2 separate regions of the Homo sapiens genome follow, and region 2 is linked to region 1. The links are chromatin contacts, found by Hi-C or POLR2A ChIA-PET in ENCODE. All regions are on one chromosome and are shown on one strand. The core of a region is the stretch at or near the end of the contact, and the rest is flanking DNA. Distances in the headings are between cores, read along the strand shown.

Region 1 (6,189 bases), core at 129-2,628:
TAATTATCAAGATTTTGCCACAGTTGTTTCATCTATCCCTTTTTCCCTCTTAAAGCAAATGTAAGGTTACTTTTAACCCTTTCAGGATGCAACTTTAAACAAATGGAGATTTTCTTACCCTTAATGCTACTCAGTTTGCTAATTGCATCAAAAATGTCTTTTCGTCATTGATTTGTTCAGATCAGAATGCAAATGATAAGGATATTTGTTCAGCATACCAAATTAGGTTTGACAATACATTTTCTTTTATATGTCTCTTGTTTTCAGGGACAATTTGTTTTCAGATCTCTGTAGAGAGAGAGGATGCATTGATTTGGTTCATTTTGCAGTATACTTTGTGGTGATATTGATTTGAAGTTTCACAGCTCCTCACTGGACAGGACATGTAACAACTTTAAAAAAAATTACAGTTTTGCTTTAGTTTTGAATGAATTTCTATGGTTTTCAGAAATCATCCAAACAATGATTTCTATGTACTAATCATCACCGTATTTTTAAAAGGCTAAAACTTTTGAAGAAAAATGTAAACAAGTAAATACAGTAAACATAAAAGTTTTAGTGCATCTTTACAAATTGGATTGGTATTCATTTCAATGTATCCATGATACTTAACTAACTTACTAACATTGAGGCATTTCATTTTTGTCCACATGGAACATTGTTTGCTGAGATTATTTTTTTAACCACAACTTACAGATAAAAAGCTAGTAAAACAAGTTGTTAAACACTTGATTTTTTCAAAGGTTATTTTTATAGTTAACAGGAATGCTGCTAATGTTAGTTAGCAAAGATTTTGAATGCAACTGTTTGATGGCTTTTAAAATATGATAGTCTTCTATTTTGCTAATAGTTTGTTTCTTCCCATAGGTATAAATGACCAAGGATTGTACAGAGTTGTGGGGGTGAGTTCAAAGGTCCAGAGACTTCTGAGTATGTTGATGGGTATGCCTCTTTTCTAATCATTTTTCCATGTGTTATTTGTGTATGTTCATTGACTTCACAGCTTAATATTTCATAATAATGTAGAGAATACTTGTCATTCCATTCCTCTACTTTCTACAGGAGTTTTCTGCTGAGCAGAGACAATTGACCCACAGAAGTAGATTAGTATTTGCATCAGCATAGATTGTCTATTACCTCTTATTAAGAAATGAAAAAAGAATGCACCCCCTGGTTGACTATCTTCCTGTGCTTGCTTCTCACAGGGAAGTGGCAGTCAGGCCTCTATGATTTGCGTGGCTTCCAAATAGCCTGTCCAGAATTGTGACAGTACATTTGGTTGGACAAGACCACTGGGACTCGCTCATTTTTATGGAGCTTCCAAAACTGTCATTTGACAGCAAGGGTCTGATTCTCAGGGATTCATTGGTATTCACAGTGGCTTGTTTGTAGTTCACACCAGGCTCTCCTCCAGAACCATGCATGCTCCATCTGTGCTGATAACACAGTGTTCTTTGGCATCGCAGACTAGAGGAAGCCAGAAAGTGAATTCATTTCATTACCCCAGACATTATGTGAATGACAAAGCGCTTTTACATTACACACTGCTGTCAGTTCATTGCCACCTGTAAGACACTCCACTTCTCCCCCACCCCAAAACAGGCTGCCTCTTGAAGAGTGATGATAACTCATCAGGCTAGAGGGCCTGTGTATCAAACCAATCTGTCATTATGATCTTGCTACATATTAATTTATTTGATACCTTACTTTAATTAATCAATATTAACAATGCCCTCAGGTGTGCTGTGAATGCATTCCAACCTGTCTGCATCTTAAAACATTACAGCAAAGAGTCATTTTTAGGAAGCATGAGCCAAGTTGAATAAAATCAACTGCCATGCTACAGATAGGATTGCTTGTTTGCCTATATTTGAATTAAGGATTTAATAAGCAACAATCTTTTATAAGCTATTAACCACAGGAGAAATTGCCCGTCATCAGTTGGAGAGCCTTATTAGAATACATTCACTTCCATAAGCTGTTTTCATTTTCTGCCTCTCTGGTTTAACTTGGGTGTGCAATTTTGGCAGTCAGATTTTCCTTTTTACCAATAGTGGTCTCCAAATTAAATAGACTCAGGTTGCCAGTGGTTCAGTAGCAGCTGGAAGAATTTAATGGGAGTACAGCATCTGCTTTTACTTAATTTTAAAATTGGAATCACTTCTTTCATTTCCAAGATGGTGTTATGATGATTAGAACTGGAAGAGTATATTGATAACAGAATGGGAAATGTGGACTGAAAGGCACATTTTGCTGGTAAATTGGTCCTAAGGACCTGGCATTATTTTTATTATCATCTTGTTCCTGTTCAAGGAAAGTTTGAACAAGGGTTTTTCTGTGGTCACCTTGAAGTGCTAAGCTGTCTCAAAATTTGTTGGTCATCTCATAAAATTCTACGTGTACAGCATTGCTAAACTCAGCGTGGTAGTTTGCTCTGCTCATGGGAAATGTCCCAAGCCAGTCCTTAACTTACAAGGTGTTTTTAAATATCTAAACCCTCAAAAAATTCGTGACCTGGAAAACTGTTTTTACTTTTCATGGGCCTCAGAGTAGAGAAGCCCAGGACATGAGTGTGACACAACCTCACACATATTGCTGGCAAGGGAAATGCTTATGTTTTCAGTAATACCATTCTGCAATCAGAGGAAAGTTAGAGAATTGATGTGAGACAGATACTGACTTGTTACCTCCTCATTAAGCCATTCATTTAAGAGGGTTACACAATATACATTTGTTTTGAGTAATCTATAAATAATTCCTAGTGTGAATTTAAGATTATCAGTCAAAAACTTTGGATTTTCATTAGCATTAATACCATTTTCTTATTACCTTATGCTACCAATACAAACCTTAGCCCTTGACAAAATATATTTATTTGCTATTTCCTAATCACTTAAATGTTTCCTTATTTCTTTCCTTTTATTCTGATGGAGTGGACTTGTCTCTTTTTTCTGGTGTGTTTTTTCCCTTCATATTGAACACTGATTGAGTGTTCAAATGGAAATAATTTAACGCCTCTTCCAAAAAAAGGGTTTTAGAGTTTTGAATAGTCATGTCTACATAATCTTAGGGGCATTTTTTTCTCCAACTTTTCCCATTTTGCTCATTGTTAGAGGGTTACATGTATATCCTGAAGAGGAAAAAATTGTGTGGGTCTGCCAAGTTTTTAACTTTGCTTTTTTAAAGCAATTAGTGTTTATTATTATTCCTGCAGGTAATAGGTTTATTTCAAATTTGAATTTTTTCAAGGAACATTTTGTTTGTAATGCATTGTCTTTGTAGAAATGGGAAATAATTTAATTTTTAAGTATTTGAGAAACAGTCCCAAGCCATGTACTATTTTTTGAGGAGAGCTGCCATTTATCCAATTCTCTGTAGTTCTTGAGAGCTAATTATTTACTTTAGAATTTTTTATTGCCATTTTTACACAAAGTACTTTGTATTGTTTGTTAAAGTGTTTTAAGTCTTATTTAAATACTCATGTAAAAGTTTATAATGATTTCTAAAAGGGTATATGCTTAATCTCTTGCATGTTTTTTCACTTGTCTCTTTTTTCTGGTATGTTTTTTCCCTTCATATTTCATATTAAAATAGCAAAATGTTTCTTTCCACTATCCTTCTCTCCGTCCTCCTTCTCCTGCCCCTTTGTTCCCTCCTTATCCTCTTTATTCTCTCCCCCTTCTTTCCTTCTCCCCTAATTCCCAGCTGGCATGAAATAGCAATGACATTGACCATAGAAAACTGTCTAAATAGAGAGGCAGTTATTCTCCTCGAGGCCAGGTAAAGGAGCAGGCAGCTGCCTTCCTCCATCCGGTGATGAGAGGGTATTCTTAGTTGTCTTCCCCTCTGGGAGCCTAAGGCAGCTATCCGCTGGATTTCCAGCAGCCTCTAAGCCTTTCCCTGGACCAAGCTTCTTAAGCTGCTGAAAGAACATGCCCATATAAGCAGATGCCTGCCTTTTTCTTCCCCTTTGCAGCCTCTAAGACAGGGCGCACAGATTTGGTAGAAGTTGTTATTGTTTTTGTAAAGTAGAAACTTAGCACAGTTTGGAAAGGCAGGGAGAAATATCAGATGAGTTGTCTTTAGGTGAGTCATGGTTTTTTAGTAAATGGAGTGAGAATGTAAAATATCAATTACAATAGTTCATGGTAGATTAGAACTGATACGAGGTAGAATTGTTATACATTCTTCCTTCTTCCCTACTTTAGTTTAAAACATCAGAGTGGAAGAAGAGGAAATTGTGAGAAAATGTGGTAGTAGTTTGTGTGGTCTGGTGAGCTCAGTGGTTAATTCTAAATCTGATTTGCAAGAAGGGCTGGATGACCTTATTTTCACACATAAAACCACAGAAAACAAGAAATGAGAAGAGTTTTACTTGAAAACCATTACCTTGTTTCCTTTGTAGGACAGCTTTGTTGCATAGATTGGGGAAAAAAGTGAACTAACGTAGCTGAAAAGTATAAAACATATTTTCAAAATTCATCCATTCACTGTGCTTTTTCAAGTACTTTAAAATTGGACCTAAGTCAGTGTTGAGTAGGGTGCTAGCAGCTGCATAAAATTGCACTTTGCATTTAGGTTGGACTGCAGATTTTCAGTTTCAAAAAAATGACCAGTGGTTACGTAAGCGTGAAACATTCACCCAAATAAAAAGTCAACTCTTTTTATCTGTGCTTGTTAGTTTAGATTTTTAACAAACCCATAAAGTGTCCTTCCTTGGTCAGAAAGGAAGCAAATTGTTTTTATCTTTCTTATGGTAGAACATGTATTCTGAATGAACCCTCCAAATGTATTTTCACATTTGAATCCCAAATAATTATTAAATTCTGCCTAGTCCCAGTGCATTCACTGATTCTAAAGGACTGCTAGGGATGATTGAGCTATTTGAAAACAGTGAAAATTTAAGAGAGAATTAGTAACATAGACACTGTGTAGTCATTTGCTTCTGATGTGACAGCTGCTTTTTATTCCATGAATTTAGAATGATGGCTTATTTTTCCATAGACAGAATATGATTCTCAAAATACGGAATCATAATTTGGTAGAAAGCTGGAAATAAAAGATTTCCTTTAGAAGCCTCTTGGATTTTAAAAAGGTGGTTTGCTGGTAGCAAGTTGATTGAAAATGTTATCTGACTTGTATGTTAAAACGAGATTTAAATAATTGATTTAATGAGAGAGAGAATATTCAGTTACTGAAGTAATTGGTTGGCAAAGTCTTTAGAACAGAATTATTTAGTCCTAGTTATAAAGGATTGCACCTTTAATCAGGGGGCTTAATTTGATTTCTTGAATGTATCTGTGGCTTGTCTGACAAGCTCAGTAACAAATGAGTTCAGAATTGTAGGAACTGATCAAAATGTAATCAGTGTCAATTGCCATTGTTGTAGTTTATTGCATATTGCTGTCAGTTGCTGTAATCAAGAAATGTTGAAGTGCTTTAAAAGTCTTCAGACCTTTGAGTAATTGACCTCATATGTATGATGCTATGCCTGTGAAATAACCATCACTTCCTGTTTTACTTTATCTTCAGAAAGTTTCAGCCCAACATTGAGTTGTCATCCACCCTTCATCATCCCAAGCCTAAAACTTTTTAAGTAGCATGCACGACTTAATGTGGTGGTACCATTTTGACAGGTTTTTCTTTTTAGTGTTTTTAAAAAGGAAATGCTAACAAGATGTTGCCTTCTCTATGAAGACAAATACAGTATAAGGGAGGGAAAAAACCCTGAAACAACGAGGTTTTTTTTGGTCTTAGTTAAGACATCATCGTGGAGTGAGGGAGAAATAGTCTTTTCCATGAACCTCTTACTTTCTCCTTTGCATAGTAGGTGTGTAGAAAACCAGGCAAATTGATATTGATGGCTCAATATCATTCGTCGTAACCCATTTCCTGCCTCCTCCCTTTGGGTAGGTACCATCACTGCTTGCTTATACTTTTCAGTGACTCAGCAGTGGCAATAACCTGCTACGTTTAATTATTTATGGAAATCTGTATACGTTCTTCATTTGCCTTGATGCTCTCAATCGTTCTGTGAGAGCATTTACATTATCTCCATTGTGCAGATGAAGATCTGAAGTTCAGATAGGTTTGCAACTCGCTTGTGGTGGTATGGCTGGGCCAGGTTGTTAGAAGCGTGTAAGCCCAGCTTTGTGATACCCATGCTGCATTCCTCCCTGCCGCCATGCC
Region 2 (6,647 bases), core at 999-3,498, 44 kb after region 1:
TGTCTTTTATTTTTAGTCTTTTTTCAAAAGACAGGGTTTTGCTCCATCACCCGTGCTGGAAGTGCAGTGGTATGAGTATGGGTCACTGCAGCTTTGACTTCCCAGGCTCAAGTGATCCTTTTGCCTCAGCCCCCTGTCTCTTCTGGTTTATAAAGTTTCTTCTGTGAAGTCAGCTGTCATTCTGATGGGTTTCTTTTTATAGGTAACATGATCCTTTTCTGTAGCTACCTTTAAGATTTTTTCTTTTGCGTTGATCTTGGAAAGTCTGATGACTATGTGCCTTGGACTCGGTCGTCTTGTATCTCACAGGAGTTCCCTGGGTTTCTTTTCTTTCTTTCTTTTTTTTTTTTTTTTCTTTTTGAGACAGGGTCTCACTCTGTTGCCCAGGCTGGAGTGCAGTGGTGCAATCACGGCTCACTGCAGCCTTGACCTCCTCCCAGGCTCAGACAACCCTCCCATGTCAGCTTCCTAAGACTGTAGCTGGGACTACAGGCATGTGCCATCACACCCAGCTAAATCTTTTTTTTTTTTTTTTTTTTTTTTTGGTATTTTGTGTTGAGATGGGGTCTCCCTATGTTGCCCAGGCTGGTCTCGAACTCCTTGGCTCAAGCAGTCCTCCTGCCTTGGTGTCCCAAAGTGTTGGGATTACAGGTGTGAGCCACCACACCTAGCCTGGATTTCTTATATCTGCATTTTAACCTCTCAAGCAAGATTGGGGAAATTTTCCTGAATTTTATCCCCAAATATGTTTTCCAAGCTGCTTATTTTCTCTTCTTTTCTCTCAGGAATGCCAATAAGGTATACATTTGGTTGTTTTACATAATCTCGTATTTCTCAAATACTTACTTACTTTCTTTTTTTTCCTGAATTTTCGAGACAGGGTCTTACTCTCGCCCAGGCTGGAGTGCACTGGTATAATCACAGCTCATTGCAGCCTCGACTTTCTGGGTTCAGGTGATTCTTCCGCCTCAGTCTTCCTAGTAGCTGGACTCCAGGTGTGCATGACCATGCACTGCTAAGTTTTTGCATTTTTTGTAGAGATGGGGGTCTCACCATGTTGCCTAGCCTGGTCTTGAACTCTTGGGCTCAGAAGATCCACCCGCCTTGGCCTCCCAAAGTGCTGGGACTACAGGCATGAGCCATGGTGCCTGGCTGCTTTGTTTTTTTTTTTTTTTTGAAGCAGAGTCTCACTCTGTCGCCCAGGCTGGAGTACAGTGGCACGATCTCGGCTCACTGCAACCTCCACCTCCCGGGTTCACGCCATTCTCCTGCCTCAGCCTCCCGAGTAGCTGGGACTACAGGCGCCCGCCACCACGCCCAGCTAATTTTTTGTATTTTTAGTAGAGACAGGGTTTCACCGTGTTAGCCAGGATGGTCTCCATCTCCTGAGCTCGTGATCCGCCCGCCTCCTCCTCCCAAAGTGCTGGGATTATAGGCGTGAGCCACTGCACTCGGCCTGTTCATTTTTTAAAATTCTTTTTTTTTTTTTCAAATTTTTGTCTGGGTTCATTTGAAGCACTGATTTTTGAGTTCTGAAATTCTTTCTTTTGCATGGTCTCATCTGCCGTTAAGACTTCCAACTGTATTTTGAAATTCCTATAGTGAATTTTTCAATTCTAGAAGTTCTGTTTTGTTCCTTCTTAACATAGCTATGTCATCTTTTGAATCTTGAGTCGTTTTTGTGTTGTTTCTTGTCTTGGATTTCAATTTTCTCTTTGATCTTGTTGCATTTCTTTGCTATCCATATCCTGGATTCTTTATATGTCATTTCAGACATTCATTCCGGTTAGAATCCATTGCTGGGGAGTTAGTGGGATCCTTTGAAGGTGACAAAACAGTCTGGCTTTTTCTACTGCTGGAGTTCTTATGCTGGTTTCTTCTCATTTGAAAGAACTGATGTTTTCTTTTTTTTGATTTTGTTATTGTTTGGATGAGAGTTCTTGATTTTTTTATTCTTTTTGTCCTTGGGGCTGTTACTGTGGTGTATATTGTGTGTGATTGTTTGGCTACGTTTCTGGGTATTTTCAGAGTTCCAAGGCTGTTTATGAGTTCCTTGGTTGCAGAGAGGTTCCTACAGTGGCTTTCTCCTTTGTTGCTTGTAGGGGTGTAATTTTGTTTGGTGGTGTTGTTTAAGCTGCAGTCCAGTAGATGGCGCTTAAGAGTAATAGCTGCCTGGGGAATGGGCAGAGGGAGGCAACAGAGAAGCATGAAAAGCGCCCTCCCCCAGTACACATTCGCGTTCAGCGGCTGGAGCCACTGGAGAAGCCCCAGGAAGCAGTTTCTTTCAGCCCAAACTCTCCAGGCCCCAGCAGGAGGACGCACTGCCAAGTCCGCCACAGCACATTGAGGAGGCGGGAAGGGAGTATGAGACGACCCTCTCTCCATGTTCGTTCCAGGGCTGTGGTGGTGCCACCTTTAGCGGCTAATGCCATGCCCGTGTTTCCTTTGACCCACGGTGGCCTTTGGAGGCTGTGCTCCCACCTCCCTTGTGGGAGGACCACACCAAGAGTTGGGTCTCCAGATCTGGCTGTTTTCACTGGCAAGGTGTCTGTTTGAGTTCTGTGGTTATAAATAGCATTTCTGTGGTGGCTTGTGAGCAGGCTCACTGCCTCCTGTAGGACCAGGGGGCAGTGGTCTCAGGAGACTAACCTCGTTCCTGAGTGCTGTGTGCTTATGTCTGATTTCTTATTGTGTTGTGCCATTCAACGTCCAGGCCAAGAAGTGGCTTTTGGGTTAAGAGCCAGCTGTGGCCAATATAGTTGAGTAGAAACTTGATCCTTGTTTACTGGGGAAACTCTCTGTTGCCTCAGGGCCAATCTGTGGAGTGCACAGTGGTCTGAGCGCCCTGCTCCAACCTGGAGGAGGGCTTCAAGATGGGCAGGCCAGACCAGGCAGGCCCACCTACAGGTCCCCCAATGGCAGGTCCGAGCATCAGCTTTGAGGGGTGGTCCAATGGGTGGCTACTAGGCACATAGAGATGTGCCTAGGTGTGGAGCTGGGAACCTCACCTGGTCTCAAGTTCTCTGCATGAGGCAGTGGAGCTGCCTAATCTCATCCAGGAGAGTGGGTCCTCCAGGTGCCAGGAGATCTGCTTGGGTATGGAGCAGAGAGGGCCCTGCTGCACCACAGTCTCTGCACAAGAAGGGAAGGGTAGCTCTGGCTGCAGATCCAGGCAAGTGGGTGCTCTGAATGCCTGGAGATACTCCTGGGTGTGGGGAAGAGAGGGCCTCACTGTACCACGGTCTCTGCACAGGAAAGATGGGTGGCTCAGGCTACTGATCCAGGTGAGCAGGTGCTCTGAATGCATGGAAATCTGCCTGGGGGTGGAGTGTAGAAGGCCCTGCTGCACCATAACCTCAGGAGAGGAGGCTGGGCACCCAGCAGGGACACATGCAAACCAGTTCCAGGCCACCAAGCTGGCTCTGTCTGCACGCCTCATTGCCCAGATAAACCATGGCTACAGCGACTCTCCTCTTACTTTTGGACCTGTGATGGGGGAGAGCACAATTCTAGTACCTACTGTTGGGTTACTTTCTATATTTGTTGCTCAGTTTTGGCTGTGGAGGCCTTTCCCCTGCTGCAGAGCAAATGCTGCAATATTTGATCCAAGACTAAATTGTCTGCATGACCACACTGCCAAATTGCTGAAGAATGACTGCCTTGTTTGAGCCTGGATTAAAAATGGCATCCCCTTGTCATTCCTGGTTCTGAGAAAATACATGCAGCTTTTCTCAGTGTGTCCGTCTCAGCGTCTGTAAGCTTTTCCCCAAGTTAGCTCCAAGGCTGAAGAGAAACAAAGTGCTCTCCCTCGGCCTGGGTTGCGCGGATCCCTAGCAGTAAGGGAAATGACAGCGGGAGGTCCTCTGCCTCTTATGTATTGAGGCTTCACTCACTTTTACCAGCCAGATGCCATCATGGAGGCTGTTTGCCCACCTTCTCCTCTCTGGAGTCTGGGGTGTCCTTTGCTGTTGAAGTGGATTTCCGTTTTCCTGTTTGAATTAAAGCTCACAGGGTTTATCTTTATGCACTATTTTGCTATTTGCAAGTGGCTGAGGTATGCGGAAAGCCTCTCATCTGCCATCTTGGGAAAAAAGGTCATGTGACTTTTGAGGGACTTAAGTGACCGGTTTAACCTCATTATCAGTTTCCTCATCTATGAAATAAGAAAAACGGAACTACCTCCCTGATGGAGTGGTTACAGGGATGAAGTGAGCTACTCCATGCCTCTCACTGCCATTTCCAAATGAGACACATGAAGCTCATGGAGGGTCATCAACTTGCTCGAGGTTATAGAACTAAAAATGGCCAAACTGGGATTTGAGCCCACTCTGTTTCCAAAGCCTGTCCCTTAGCTCTTCCACTGTTGTTGTCTGATGAAGTATATACAAATATATGCATTTAATATTAAATGACTGCAATTACTTGTTTGCTTTTCGAGAAAATCAAGGGGTTAACTGATTTTTACAGCTAGAGGGTAATGACAGGAAAGCAAACTCCTCTCCCCTGGTCACCTACCCTCTCCTCATACTGCTTTTAGTGTGCTGTCTCCAGGGTGACGTACACCCCACAGCCAAGACAGTCTCTCTAGGATCTTCAGACAGTGTCAGGCCTCTCTGGTTACCATCTTCCTCCTCATCTTCATCACCATCAATATAATTCATATAGAATAAGAGTATGTCTCACATTTACTAAGTGCTCATATTCTGTAAAGTACATCATGATTCAGATCCTGCTCAACAACTCTGAAAGGTAGACATTACTTTCATCCCTGCTTTACAAACGGAGGAAACTGAAGTTTAGGTGAAGAATTTTGCCAAATTCACATAGTTGGTAAGTGGGGATTCAGACCCAGGCTGCCTGGCTTTGGAGGTGGATTCTTAAGCCCTAGACTCTGCTGCTGCTCCTTCCATTCGAAATGGCTTTAGGTAAAAACCTTTTGTCTTCATTGTGACTGTTTAATAGGCTACACTGATCCTCAGAAACAGCAGATAACGGGATTATTGCGGATTGAACTGAATCACTGAAAATAGAATATTTTGATGTCTCAAATATATTTTCAGAAATCTAAAATTATACCAGATAGACTAAGTGGGGAAAGATAAACATGGAGTATCACATAATATATGAAAAACTAACTTTTCTAAACTGTAAACAAATGTATTGAGAATAAGCTACATGCTTTCAGCAAAATCATTGTAATTAAGAATGATAAAGTATACATTAATACATATACTGTTGAAGCTTCTATAATCATATAGCCATTTACATCAGACTAGGATACTTGTAGAGAAGTTTTTAAAAAATTTTTTCTGGAATGATTTCCTTCCCCTTCTAGATCGGCAGGATTGGGAGAAGGGTATTTTTCTAGACTCTGAACGCATAGCCACTTCCTCTTTTTACCTTTTTCTGGGTCCCTCCTCAGTCTGTAGTGCCCTGTAGTCATTTGGTACAAGTATTTCCTTCAGGCGACAGCCCAGCAGCACTGAGAACTGCTCACTGTGGACATGAACCCCTCCTGCTGTGTTAGTGAGGCTTGGTGCCTGTCTTCTCTGGGTCTGCTGCTGACACAGAGCTAAGCACATGAATTATCAGACTGCGATCTGAGCTGAGACAGATTCTCTCTGCTAGAAATTGAGAATTAGGATTTGGGGAGACTGAGCCAGTTACTATGAGGTTGTCTCTGGGCTTTGGGGCTGAAGACATCTCTGTGCTGGGTCAGGTGTAGGCAGAACAGAGAAAAGGCAGTGATGGGGAGAGAATCTGGCAGCTCCTCAGGAGGGAGAAGAGGAGTGGGAGAGAAGTGGAGACTTGCTGCCTTGACTCTTGATGGCCTCTCATTACTAATCCAAGGCAGTCTTGAGTCCCAGCTCTTGTTACTTCCTGCTGATTCCTTTTAATAAATCCACTTTTACTTATGCCACTTTGGCAAAGTTTTGGTTGCAACCAAATCATCTCTCCAGCAGTGTGAGAAAATACAGAGTGTGAGGCACTTGCAGTTCAATAAAGTTACAGATACATAGTTTACTCAGTGAGTTTGGTTTAACTCAGTGTAGTTTTTATTTCCCTTACTGCAGGTGTCTCCTGCCTGTCCCTGAGGCTGGCTGCTTCTTAGGCCCAGTCCTTAGGAAAACAGATGGAGCGTGTGTGTCTGGTCAACATAGTTTTAGGTAGAAACTGGCTCTTTGAAGCCATTCAAACCTGAGCCTATTGGTTGACTCCCAAAATTTTATGGCTAAAACTTGTTTAACTTTATTTTTCAGTTTTCTCAGCCCACAGTTTAAACCAGAAGTAGCTTTCCTCTGAACTTCCACTAATTTCATTTACTAGATCATGTTTTCTGAGATCTTAGTCTCTATTCTGTGCCTTGCATTCTTCCACATCTCCTGGCTGGTCCTCTGGCCTGCCGGTCCTTTGGTCAGGTAGCATTTTACAGTTCCCTCCTCCATCTGACAGCCTTTTCCTCTATCTAGCTCTGAAGCTTTAGTACATTAAGACCCACTTTAAAAATGTGATGAGAGCTTTGGGTTCTGTTTCCAGAAAATTGAATGTTTATATATACACACACACCAAAAAGTGTACACTTTCAGGAATTTTGGGGACTTCTCAGGTTAGGAACCTAGAACCCTGGGGAAACCAAGAGCTGCAAC

What was found. A loop is a pair of places that touch in the nucleus more often than their neighbours do. ChIA-PET counts read pairs that join two places held with the same protein, here RNA polymerase II (POLR2A). Pooled maps may share reads with other maps.
Region 2: a map with no recorded cell type shows a loop between it and region 1 (3-fold over the local background). The contact joins two enhancer-like sites. A Hi-C loop is called at or near these places in 1 of 168 maps with a recorded cell type or tissue (mammary epithelial cell), 16 of 37 single-sample maps with no recorded cell type and 9 of 50 pooled maps. POLR2A ChIA-PET finds 5 or more read pairs at or near these places in 3 of 52 experiments (GM12878, OCI-LY7 and endothelial cell of umbilical vein).

The regions. Positions count from the first base shown.
Region 1 is chr4:147,938,958-147,945,146 of GRCh38, forward strand. ARHGAP10 (Rho GTPase activating protein 10) reads left to right here. Exons shown (of 23, transcript NM_024605.4): 14 at 868-942. Among named protein-coding and RNA genes, the nearest start is that of MIR4799, 160 kb to the left of the region's middle. Within about 2 kb of position 1,379, at least 2 of the 41 ENCODE cell types and tissues checked have a DNase peak (open chromatin) inside an H3K27ac peak, as active enhancers do.
Region 2 is chr4:147,982,028-147,988,674 of GRCh38, forward strand. All of the region lies in intron 18 of ARHGAP10 (Rho GTPase activating protein 10), which reads left to right. Among named protein-coding and RNA genes, the nearest start is that of MIR4799, 200 kb to the left of the region's middle. Within about 2 kb of position 2,249, at least 3 of the 41 ENCODE cell types and tissues checked have a DNase peak (open chromatin) inside an H3K27ac peak, as active enhancers do.